Regions from separate parts of the Homo sapiens genome. Here region 1 is linked to region 2. A link is an interaction called in ENCODE POLR2A ChIA-PET data of the cell type or tissue named here. Cell type or tissue: K562. All regions are shown on one strand. Links, peaks and the distances in the headings refer to the core of each region. The heading gives the core; the rest is flanking DNA.

What was found. ChIA-PET counts read pairs that join two places held together with the same protein. Peaks named below come from ENCODE experiments on the same cell type or tissue, not always from the same donor. Only the 100,000 strongest peaks of a DNase experiment are listed, where the experiment ranks them.
Region 1: POLR2A ChIA-PET joins it to region 2 with 5 read pairs; 4 of 35 experiments call an interaction of 5 or more read pairs at or near these places.

Annotation. Positions count from the first base shown.
Region 1 is chr9:131,106,166-131,109,070 of GRCh38, forward strand. The region is part of intron 2 of AIF1L (allograft inflammatory factor 1 like); the gene reads left to right. Among named protein-coding and RNA genes, the nearest start is that of AIF1L, 11 kb to the left of the region's middle. RefSeq lists an enhancer at 2,009-2,508. In K562, for the core only: no CTCF peak of the experiment used is centred there; a DNase peak (open chromatin) is centred at 1,105; H3K27me3 peaks cover 2,500 bases.
Region 2 is chr9:131,196,246-131,199,150 of GRCh38, forward strand. NUP214 (nucleoporin 214) reads left to right here. Exons shown (of 36, transcript NM_005085.4): 29 at 971-2,770. Among named protein-coding and RNA genes, the nearest start is that of NUP214, 72 kb to the left of the region's middle. In K562, for the core only: no CTCF peak of the experiment used is centred there; a DNase peak (open chromatin) is centred at 1,453.

The sequences.
Region 1 (2,905 bases), core at 151-2,650, 90 kb before region 2:
CTGATACCCACTTCCTCCTCAGTACTGTGCAGGGAGGGAGCCGCAGCTACAGAGGATTTCATGTTCCCAGCACAGCTGCTTGCTGGCTCTGCTGTTTCAGGCAAGTTAGTTAACCTGAGTCTCAACTCCTCCACTCATCCTGCACATGTTTATTGAGCGTCTGCTATGTGGAACCTACATTCTAGCCGGGGAGGCAGAGAGGGTGTAGTAACCTCAGTAAGCAGTGGCAGTGGAAATCATGTTTGGAGGTGACCCATCCTAAGGAGCTGGATAAGGGCGATTGGAAGTCGGGGCAGCTGAAGTGGGCAGGCAGCAGTATAAAACAGGGTGGACAGGGCTGGGCATGGTGGCTCACACCTATAATCCTAGCACTTTGGGAGGCCGAGGCAGGCAGATCACTTGAGCCCAGGAGTTTAAGACCAGCCTGGGCAACAGAGGGAGACCCCATCTCTACAAAAAATACAAACATTAGCTGGGTGTGGTGGCATACACCCGTAGTTCTAGCTGCTCTGGAGGGCTGAGGTGGGAGGATTGTTTGAGCCCAGGCAGGTCGAGGCTGCAGTGAGCTGTGATCGTGCCAACAAAGAATAAATAGGGTCGGCCGCATTGAGAAGGTGACATTCGGCCGCATTGAGAAGGTGACATTGAGGCTGGGTGTGGTGGCTCACGCCTGTGATGCCAGGAATTTGGGAGGCCGAGGCAGTCGGATCACCTGAGGTCAGGAATTTGAGACCGAACTGCTCCATATGGTGAAACCGCATCTCTACTAAAACAAAAATTAGCTGGACGTGTTGGTGCGCACCTGTAGTCCCAGCTACTGGGGAGGCTGAGGCAGGAGAATTGCTTGAACTCGGGAGGGGGAAGTTGCAGTGAGCTGAGATCGCGCCACTGCACTCCAGCCTGGCGACAGAGTGAGACTCCGTCCCAAAAAACAAAAATAAAACAAAACAAAAAAGACAAGGTGACATTGAGCAAAGGCTTGAAGTTGGTGAGGGAGAGAACCACGCAGATCTGTGGACTCCAGGCAGGGTGCACAGCTAGTGCAGGGTGCAGCCCAGGGCAATCTTCCCAACCACTGCTGCCGTTCATGCTGTGCACGTGGCCTTGCTCTTCATCCCTGCCTGGTTGGTCTGTGTCTGTCTGTGTGCAATTTGTCTCTAAGGCCAGGGACCATGTCCTTCCACTTGCACCCATCCACCTACAGAGTGGCCCAAGTAAAACTGGATCTCTAGGGCTGGTCGGTCCAGGCTGAGGCAGGATTTCTGGTCAACCAGACCCCAGGGGCTGGGACAGCCCCTCCAAATCTCTCCCCAGAGGTTCCCAGATGTTGGTGCTCTTGTGCCTCCCCAGGAAGGTTCTCTAGTTCTTGGTAAAGTGAAGGAAATGCAGGGTCACTGTGGTGAGTTGGACCTAGGCTGAATGGATTCCATTTAAACATTCAGAGATGGTGAACTTCCTACTTTTATGAAATGTTCTTTTCTGAACTCATGGCAACAGTCAATGGCCATTGTTTAAAAAGTCTTTACTTGGCAAAATAAAAAGTTGGCACTCGTATATTAGTGCGCCCCTCTGCCCCGCCTTTAAAAATGTTTCATGTCTGCGTGACCCCAAAGTCTGGGAATCACTGATCTAATATGTCCCTTCACTGGGCAGATATGGGATCTGGGACCCTGGGAGGTGCCTGGTTTGCTCACAGTCACAGACAAAAGTTAATTGTCCTCCTTTTGGGCAGAGGATGGGGTGAGGGAGCAGTGCCGAAGAGCTATGAGAGGGAGCCAAGAGGAAAGGAAGTCCTCGACAGAGCCAACTAGGAGGAGGGCGGCCTCCCAGGCTGCCGAAGAAGGATCCAGCGTCAGCTAAGTGGAGGCGGGGCCGTGCCCAGTGCATTGCAATGAGGCCTGGAGTGAGGCTGTGGCCAAGCCAGCAAGACCCCATAGGCCCTGGGACTGCCCTCTGCCCAGGTGCAGGAGGACACAGGTCCTGGAGTCAGATAGACCCAGGTTCGAAACCAACCTTCCTTAGCTGTCTGTGAACCTTTTTTTTTTTTTTTTTTTTTTTGAGATGGAGTCTGTGGCCCGGGCTGGAATGCAGTGGCACAATCTCGGCTCCCGGCAACCTCCACTTCCCAGGTGCAAGTGATTCTCCTGCCTCAGCCTCCCAAGTAGCTGGGATTACAGGCACACGCCCCCATGCCCGGCTAATTTTTGGACTTTTAGTAGAGACAGGGTTTCACCATGTTGGCCAGGCTGTTCTTGAGCTCCTGACCTCAAGGGATTTGCTCACCTCGGCCTCCCAAAGTGCTGGGATTACAGACGTGAGCCACTCACTGCGTTTGGCCTGTCTATGGACTTTAGATGTGGTATTTAACCCCTCTCATCCTCATGTTTTAACTTGTAAAATGGGAATAATAGTGGCTGTGAGGATTTAGTGAGATAGCACAGTGTCTGCTACAGCCAATGTTTTACCAAAAGCTACAGGACAGCCAGACCCCTCTCCCAACCCAGTGAGGGAAGCCCTGTTGCCAGGTAGGTTTCTCCTGTGGTCAAGGGGTGCTGAGTTAATGTGGAGAAATTTGAGCCATAGAAGAGGCCATATTCTGCCTCATACTCATAATCTTATCTGTTGCTCATTGAGAGCTGAACTATGAGCCCAGTGCCCAAGGAGTGGGTACTATTGAACCTATTTTAGAGCTAGTAAAAAGGGAGACTGAGATCCAAACCCAGATTGCTTTATAGTCAGTTAGTTCTTGTCATCCTCTATTCTGCTTGAAGCCTCTTAGGAGTTTGCAACAATAGACTAGGAAGGTAGTGAGTTCTCTGTCCTAAGAGATATGTAAGAACAGACTTGGCCATCATGTATTAGGAAGTAGGTCAAGTGATTAATGTGGGTGACATTGCACATCATT
Region 2 (2,905 bases), core at 317-2,816:
CCTGCTGGGTTCCAGCGATTCTCCTGCCTCAGCCTCCCTAGTAGCTGGGATTACAGGCGCCCACCACCACATCCAGCTAATTTTTGTATTTTTAGTAGAGACAGGGTTTCACCATGTTGATTGATCAGGCTGGTCTCGAACTCCTGACCTCGTGATCCACGTGCCTTGGCCTCCCAAAGTGCTGGGATTACAGGTGTGAGCCACCACGCCCGGCCTCGTTACTCTTGTATTTATTAACCACTGTTGTTTGACCAGGCCTTATGGGTGCTTTACCCATATTTCCTGCGATCTTTGTAACAGCACAATGAAGGTAGGTATTGTAATGATCTAGATTTTCCAAATGGGGGAATTGAGGCTCAGAGAGGTAAAGCAACCTTTCCAGATTCACACAACCAGCGAGTGGCAGAGTGCATAGCTCCAGAGCCCATGTCCTTGACCACCAGACCGTACTGCCTCTGTCAAATAGCTGACTTAGTAGAGCACTAATAAGTAGCCATTAATTGTACATAAAAATGATTTTCTGTGGACTGACACTTTATTTGCTCATAAAAATGAAGGAAGAACTTCCATTTTGAATCAAGTCCTGGTCTATCAGGAGGTCCACAGGCCATTGCTGTGCTGAGGATGTTATTAAGGAAAGCACACAGCTAGGGTAAATTAAGGGAAGAGGCTTTTTTATTTCTCTTTGGGATAATATGTTAATTTCACATATTCTAGATATTTTGTATTTGTTGTGATTTAATGGTCATAAAAAAAGTATTTTTTCCTTTTCACCTCAGACGACTCAGAGCTGATGTTTGTGTGGAGAAGCACTCATTCCACCTCCTTAGAGAAAGCTGCTGTGAGAACAAGGCACCCTGACTCTGTAGAGGGAGGAGAGAAACTTTGGCTTAGAAACACAATCAGTGGAAATGTAATGGGTCATCTTTTGCTAAATCCAACCCATTTTCTGATTTCTTTTTCTTGCTAGGGGCAACACCCTCCACTAAAGAGTCAAGCCAGCCGGACGCATTCTCATCTGGTGGGGGAAGCAAACCTTCTTATGAGGCCATTCCTGAAAGCTCACCTCCCTCAGGAATCACATCCGCATCAAACACCACCCCAGGAGAACCTGCCGCATCTAGCAGCAGACCTGTGGCACCTTCTGGAACTGCTCTTTCCACCACCTCTAGTAAGCTGGAAACCCCACCGTCCAAGCTGGGAGAGCTTCTGTTTCCAAGTTCTTTGGCTGGAGAGACTCTGGGAAGTTTTTCAGGACTGCGGGTTGGCCAAGCAGATGATTCTACAAAACCAACCAATAAGGCTTCATCCACAAGCCTAACTAGTACCCAGCCAACCAAGACGTCAGGCGTGCCCTCAGGGTTTAATTTTACTGCCCCCCCGGTGTTAGGGAAGCACACGGAGCCCCCTGTGACATCCTCTGCAACCACCACCTCAGTAGCACCACCAGCAGCCACCAGCACTTCCTCAACTGCCGTTTTTGGCAGTCTGCCAGTCACCAGTGCAGGATCCTCTGGGGTCATCAGTTTTGGTGGGACATCTCTAAGTGCTGGCAAGACTAGTTTTTCATTTGGAAGCCAACAGACCAATAGCACAGTGCCCCCATCTGCCCCACCACCAACTACAGCTGCCACTCCCCTTCCAACATCATTCCCCACATTGTCATTTGGTAGCCTCCTGAGTTCAGCAACTACCCCCTCCCTGCCTATGTCCGCTGGCAGAAGCACAGAAGAGGCCACTTCATCAGCTTTGCCTGAGAAGCCAGGTGACAGTGAGGTCTCAGCATCAGCAGCCTCACTTCTAGAGGAGCAACAGTCAGCCCAGCTTCCCCAGGCTCCTCCGCAAACTTCTGACTCTGTTAAAAAAGAACCTGTTCTTGCCCAGCCTGCAGTCAGCAACTCTGGCACTGCAGCATCTAGTACTAGTCTTGTAGCACTTTCTGCAGAGGCTACCCCAGCCACCACGGGGGTCCCTGATGCCAGGACGGAGGCAGTACCACCTGCTTCCTCCTTTTCTGTGCCTGGGCAGACTGCTGTCACAGCAGCTGCTATCTCAAGTGCAGGCCCTGTGGCCGTCGAAACATCAAGTACCCCCATAGCCTCCAGCACCACGTCCATTGTTGCTCCCGGCCCATCTGCAGAGGCAGCAGCATTTGGTACCGTCACTTCTGGCTCATCCGTCTTTGCTCAGCCTCCTGCTGCCAGTTCTAGCTCAGCTTTCAACCAGCTCACCAACAACACAGCCACTGCCCCCTCTGCCACGCCCGTGTTTGGGCAAGTGGCAGCCAGCACCGCACCAAGTCTGTTTGGGCAGCAGACTGGTAGCACAGCCAGCACAGCAGCTGCCACACCACAGGTCAGCAGCTCAGGGTTTAGCAGCCCAGCTTTTGGTACCACAGCCCCAGGGGTCTTTGGACAGACAACCTTCGGGCAGGCCTCAGTCTTTGGGCAGTCGGCGAGCAGTGCTGCAAGTGTCTTTTCCTTCAGTCAGCCTGGGTTCAGTTCCGTGCCTGCCTTCGGTCAGCCTGCTTCCTCCACTCCCACATCCACCAGTGGAAGTGTCTTTGGTGCCGCCTCAAGTACCAGTAGCTCCAGTTCCTTCTCATTTGGACAGTCTTCTCCCAACACAGGAGGGGGGCTGTTTGGCCAAAGCAACGCTCCTGCTTTTGGGCAGAGTCCTGGCTTTGGACAGGGAGGCTCTGTCTTTGGTGGTACCTCAGCTGCCACCACAACAGCAGCAACCTCTGGGTTCAGCTTTTGCCAAGCTTCAGGTAAGAATTTGTGGAAGCTTTTTACTTGTTTCCCTCTCTGCTATTTGAAACATTAGCAACAGACCCCTATTACTTTTGTAATTAAAGGGGAGACTCAAAACCCAAAAATAATCTGTAGGTTAAAGAAGACAGCTT